Linked DNA regions of Homo sapiens: region 1 is linked to region 2. A link is a contact called in ENCODE POLR2A ChIA-PET data. All regions are on one chromosome and are shown on one strand. The core of a region is the stretch at or near the end of the contact, and the rest is flanking DNA. Distances in the headings are between cores, read along the strand shown.

Region 1 (2,700 bases), core at 191-2,690, 150 kb after region 2:
AGCAGGGGATACAGAAACAAGTTAGGAGGGATGGCTCTTGGGAGGTCTGCCTGACTTAATTGGAGGAGGCTTAGACAGGCTTTGCAGATGGGCTGAATCTTTGCTTCCATTTTCAGAAATGGAGGGGATGAGGTAGTCCCAAGATGCTCCTACATTGAAATATTAAGCCTGTTTCTGCCAGGACCTCTGGACTATTGATGTCTACATAATTTTACAAACCACAGATTTAAAGGAAAATCAAAAACAAATTGGAATGATCAGATGGGCAGCTGTCTAGAGCTAAAAACTTGTGTGTTTCTCACCTTTTCATTCTCTTCTTGATTATTTTTCATGAGAGACAGTGTTTGCAGGGAGATAGTTCATTTGCTGAAGAGAGTGGTGGTATGCTGAGTTCCTCATGAGTCCTGACATTAAATATGGCTGAGGAGGTTCTACTGGTTTTAGAAATTCCTTTCCAAGGCCACTTACCTTCTATTCTTTTGCACACCTCCAGATCCAAGGTTCTTGTGTTTTTACTCTATATGTGTAAAATAATGATGGCCTGTTTTGAGCTGCTTTTATAGTTTTGAATTTAGCACTTTACATAATGTGGGTTAAGTTTGAAGGTATTGGATAGCAGAGATTTTCTTTTCTTAACAAAAAGAAGTTATGTAGAGATTAGATCAGTGTCAAATTCAAAATAGGACTCGGTATAGAAAAAGTATCACCTGACACTCTGGAACATATAACATGGATAAATATCTACACATGTTATAGAAGGCAGGGATTCATTCAGAAGAACCACAGGAAGTGAGTGATAGCTTATGTTTGTCCTTTGAGTGGATTAAATATGTATTTTTATGCTTTTGCAAAGATATTAGCCAAATAAAGGTGTTTACTGTAGTTGGACTGGAAAACAAGTGAGGCTGAATTATTTACCTTCATGTACACCATTACTACAGTAAATCATATATTAGCAGTATTTTAAAACAAATTTATCATTTTAAAATATCAATTTTTTATTCCCCAAGTGGCTTTGTAAAATAACCAAATTAGGTAAACAATGAGTATTAGCTTCATGAAATATATGAACCAAATGGACTGAAACTGGTTTTTACTCTCCCTCGCCCAGCCTCTTCCCCACAGATGCAGTTAATTTTTATAATCCCTTTAGGGTCTGTACATTTTGATATAAGGAAACTAGTGGTTTATCTATACTCGAATCTAAATTAAATCCCTAAAGTTTTTCCCTACTGCCAATTTCTAATAAAATGCAGTCCTAAGGAAAGGTGACCAATGGAGTGCATGTGAAACTCATCTTCATTCTGAAGTGTGATGGAAACACAGGAGGCAGAAGGGACAAACCATGTTGCTTGGGAATGTGAAAGCCTGAGTTCCAGCCTCCTAGTTCTCTGACAAACCCGCTGTGAGGCCCATTACCTTACCTTAGTTCTATTTCCTCATCTGTAAAATGAGGGCACTGCAACTAGATGATTGCTAAACTCTCTTCCTGTTATAAACAGTCTCTGTTGTAAAAGACTAGCCTGCATTGTCAGCCTGTGTGGGCTACCACTGTGCGCTAATGAAGACGGCATAATTGAACTTTCTAGATCTCACGGAATCTACATGTGCCCTGCATTTTATTGTCCCACCAATGAACCTGAGGCTTTTAATGAGCAAAATGAGAGTTATCTACATACAAGATAAGGTTCAAGTGTCTGAGAGAAGGAGAAGGCTAGGAGAAGATACTACATGTACTTGAAGATGGAAGAAACAGATTCAGATCTTCCTTTGCCACTAGCTTGATGACGGCTTGAGACAGCTCCCTCTGTTCATTTTTGGAGGGCCTTAGTTTCCTCTTTTGTAAATGAGGGCAGTTCCTCTGTTTGTGGTGGCTAGGGAAGCACACAGGTGGGTGAAATCACAGCTAATATAAAAATCCTGGGCTGGGTGCAGTGGCTCATGCCTGTAATCCCAGCACTTTGGGAGGCCGAGACGGGTGGATCACCTGAGGTCAGGAGTTGGAGACCAGCCTGGTCAACATGGCAAAACCCTACCTCTACTAAAAATACAAAAAATTAGCCAGGCGTGGTGGCTGGTGCCTGTAATCCCAGCTACTTGGGAGGCTGAGGCAGGAGAATCGCTTGAACCTGGGAGGTGGATGTTGCAGTGAGCTGAGATTGCGCCATTGCACTCCAGCCTGGTCGACAAGAGGGAAAACTCCGTCAAAAAAAAAAAAAAAAAAAAAAAAGAAAAGAAAAAAAATCCTATGATAGAGAGAAGCTTCTCACCATCATGCCTTACACCAAGGTGATTAACAAAGTAGTTAAATGGAACTTGTTCTTCTTTCTGACCTTTTCCAGTCAGCTAGCGTGGATATCAATGAAATAGCGATTCCAAAAAGGTAACCTGGAGAGAGAGAAACCTAAGGCCTTTGGTTAATTCATAGTAAATTTGGTTTTGAGTGGTCAGTTTTTATATTATCATAATGTGACCAATTTTATTATATCCAGGAGAAAAAAGTTGGAAAAATATCCTAACTTGCTAAGAGTGATGAATCCTTGAGTTGAGATTTTTGGCTTAACTTCTCAGTATGAACATGGGTTTTCATGCTGATTGATAGGATCAATTCATCCTGTCTTCATCACAGAATAAACTTGAATTGTTCATACCGATGATATGATGATTAATTCAGGTTTTTGGCTTGAGCATTTCTTTGTG
Region 2 (2,700 bases), core at 164-2,663:
GGAAGAGCTTCCCAGGTTCTAGGTTCTAATCTGGGATCCCCCTCTAGGGGAAATATCAGATCTTGAGCATTTTAATGTCTTAGGGTCTCTGTTTCTTCAGGAAAAAAATGAAGTTAAAAGGTATTTGGATGATTTTGGTAATATGAGATAATACTGTAGAAGCATATTCAAATAGAAGGGAGAATGTCAGAGAAGTATGAGCCAGAGGGCTGCTGGGTGTTTTATGGAGAAACTGAGGCCCAGATAAGTGACTTGCTTGGAGTCACACACAGAGCTACCGGCACCCTGCTCTGTCAGGGCTCAGTCTGCTGTCCTTCCCAAGAGAGTTCTAGCCTTAGGATTTGAAAAATGTGCCAATACTATTCCCTCTGTATAACGACACGAAGAAGGCAAATTACATGCCTAGGACTCCAGAATGCTCATGTCCTGAAATGCCAGAAAGCGGTCCCGCCCCTTCCCACAGACCTTTCTCTGCACGGAGGCCAGGGAACCTTTCCCTCCAGGGAATTGGCTAAAGGGATCCACTCCTTCCTGGATCAGAGGTGGAGGTTGAAGGGAGTAGGAGGCTCGGTTAAACCCTCCACGTGCAGAAAGAGAATTTCAGGCCAGAAGGGAGACGGGCAGCCGGTGCGTGGGATACTGGGCACACACCCAGTGGTTTTCCCATTTCTCAGAGGAGGAGCTAGCAGAAGTCTTTTGCTCAAGGCACCTGGTGACCGTGCGAGGAAAGTGACAGTGGAACCCAGTTTAACAGTATCCTAACCCCGAACTCAAGGACCACGCAAGGGCAGTCATTTGTTCCTATCCTTGCTGCCCACTGAATCCAGGGCCTATAGCTCGCTGACCTACTAGGTGCGCGCCTAAAGGCATGCCTGGAGGGCCTGGGTGCGGGCACGTGGAGCCACGGGGCTGGTGAAGGTGACCGCCTTCTCCTTCCTGGACCCGCGTGCTACGCACTACAGACCTGAGGGATGCTCAGGCCCGCAAAGTTTGCTCCACTACTCGGGGGCTCAAGGAGCTGTGCTTGAGGTGGCAGGGGGCGACCTTCAACCCCACGGCTGTTTGTGCTGTCTTTTCTAGTTCAAAACTAATTCCCAGTGGTGGGGGTGGGCTGGGCTTCAGAGAGGGGTCCCATTCCCGAAGCCCGCGTCCTGGTCCCGCCAGCCCACCTCCTGTATCCCTGCCACGGCCCCTGCGTCCCGGGTCCGGGTCCGGGTCCTCAGCTCTGTGGCCGCTCCCACTAGCTGATTTTGACAGTGGGGGGTGGGAGAGGGTTCCCGAAAGGCAGGGGCGGGCGCGGCGAGCCCCTGCCAGATCCGGGGATGATAACGTGCCTGCTCCATGTCGCGGCTTCTAGCTGTCCAGGCTCCGCCCCCTGTGAGTGTGTAAGTGTGTGATGCTGCCGCGGCCGCCGCCGCCGCCTGTGCAGCCGCTGCCGCCGCCGCCGCCGCCGCCGCCGCCGCCGCCGCCGCCGCCGCCGCTGCCGCCCCGGCTGCCGCGCCGCGCCGCTGCCTCTGCCCCGGCCGCCCCCGCCGCCGCTGCCGCCGCCGGCCCGCAGCCAGCCAGGCGGGCGGCCCAGCCCGCCTGAGCCCGCAGCGGCTGCCGCCGCAGCGTCGGGTCGCTGGGTGCGCGGGCTACCGCGGACCGAGCGGACCCGAGTGGGCGACCAGGCGCTTGCCCGCCCAGTGCCACTGCCGCCGCTTCCTCGCCGGAGCACAGGACCAGACACCTCCAGCGCCCGCTGCTGCTGCCGATGCGGCCCGGACACTTTTAGCTGGGCGGGAGGGCTGGAGAGCCGGGGGCCGCCGAGAACCGCCAGCGAGCTGTGCCGAGAGCCGCGCCGACCCGCTGCGATCAGGGACAGGCGCCCGCCCGCCGCCGCCGCCTGGCCGCTATGGATCTATTCGACTTTTTCAGAGACTGGGACTTGGAGCAGCAGTGGTAGGTGTTGATTTTTGCCTTCTCCTTTGATGAGCGAGTCTCCTGGCGAAGTCTGAGGTTTTCGCCTTTGTTAAGAGGAGCTGAAGCTGTCGTGGGGGGCGCCCCGGACTCCCTCCCACTTGCTCTCAGCCACCTCTGGCCCCGGCCGCGCTGACTCCTAGGTCGGATGCCGGGGTGGGGGGAGGTGCGGGAAGAGGGAGGGATGCGGACCCGAAAGCGTCGCTTTGCGCTCCAAGTCTAAAGAGTTGCATTTGGCTCACATCGAATTCGGTGCCGCCCGAGGGCTGAACCGCACGACCTCCCAGGAGCTTTTCTCTCGGAGCGGCTTGCCGGTCTGGCCTCCTTGAGCCCCGGATGCCGCCCGCCCGAAATGTCTCAACTTTCCAGGTGCCCAACGCCCGCGGCGGGCCATGGGGGAAAGGCAACGGCCAGGTGCGGCCAGCAGCCCTCTGCTTCCTTGGTGGCCACCGCCCCCGCTGCCGCCACCTCCATCCCTGCGCTGCGCGGCGCGCACACCTTTCCTTCTGCCGACTCAGCCCAAGTTCCCTGCACTCCCGGGTGGAGCAGCGGCTTTGGGGGCCACCACTCAGGGGACCTTGGTTCGAGGCCGACTTCGGCGCTTGGCTTTCAAGACTGAGGGTTTTCGGAGTTGGCCCCCCAAATCCGCAGCTCTGATGTCAATGCACATTTAATTACCGGATGGACCCCCTTCGGCCTCCCACTGGGAGGCAGCCGTAGTTTTTTGTAAGGGACCTCCAG

Evidence for each region. ChIA-PET counts read pairs that join two places held with the same protein, here RNA polymerase II (POLR2A).
Region 1: POLR2A ChIA-PET joins it to region 2 with 18 read pairs in T-cell. The contact joins the enhancer-like site here to the promoter of AFF2 in region 2. POLR2A ChIA-PET finds 5 or more read pairs at or near these places in 2 of 52 experiments (H1 and T-cell).

What each region holds. Positions count from the first base shown.
Region 1 is chrX:148,646,356-148,649,055 of GRCh38, forward strand. The region is part of intron 1 of AFF2 (ALF transcription elongation factor 2); the gene reads left to right. Among named protein-coding and RNA genes, the nearest start is that of AFF2, 150 kb to the left of the region's middle. Within about 2 kb of position 1,441, at least 2 of the 41 ENCODE cell types and tissues checked have a DNase peak (open chromatin) inside an H3K27ac peak, as active enhancers do.
Region 2 is chrX:148,499,204-148,501,903 of GRCh38, forward strand. AFF2 (ALF transcription elongation factor 2) reads left to right here and starts at 1,414. Exons shown (of 21, transcript NM_002025.4): 1 at 1,414-1,941. The coding sequence starts at 1,895. RefSeq lists an enhancer at 2,074-2,700.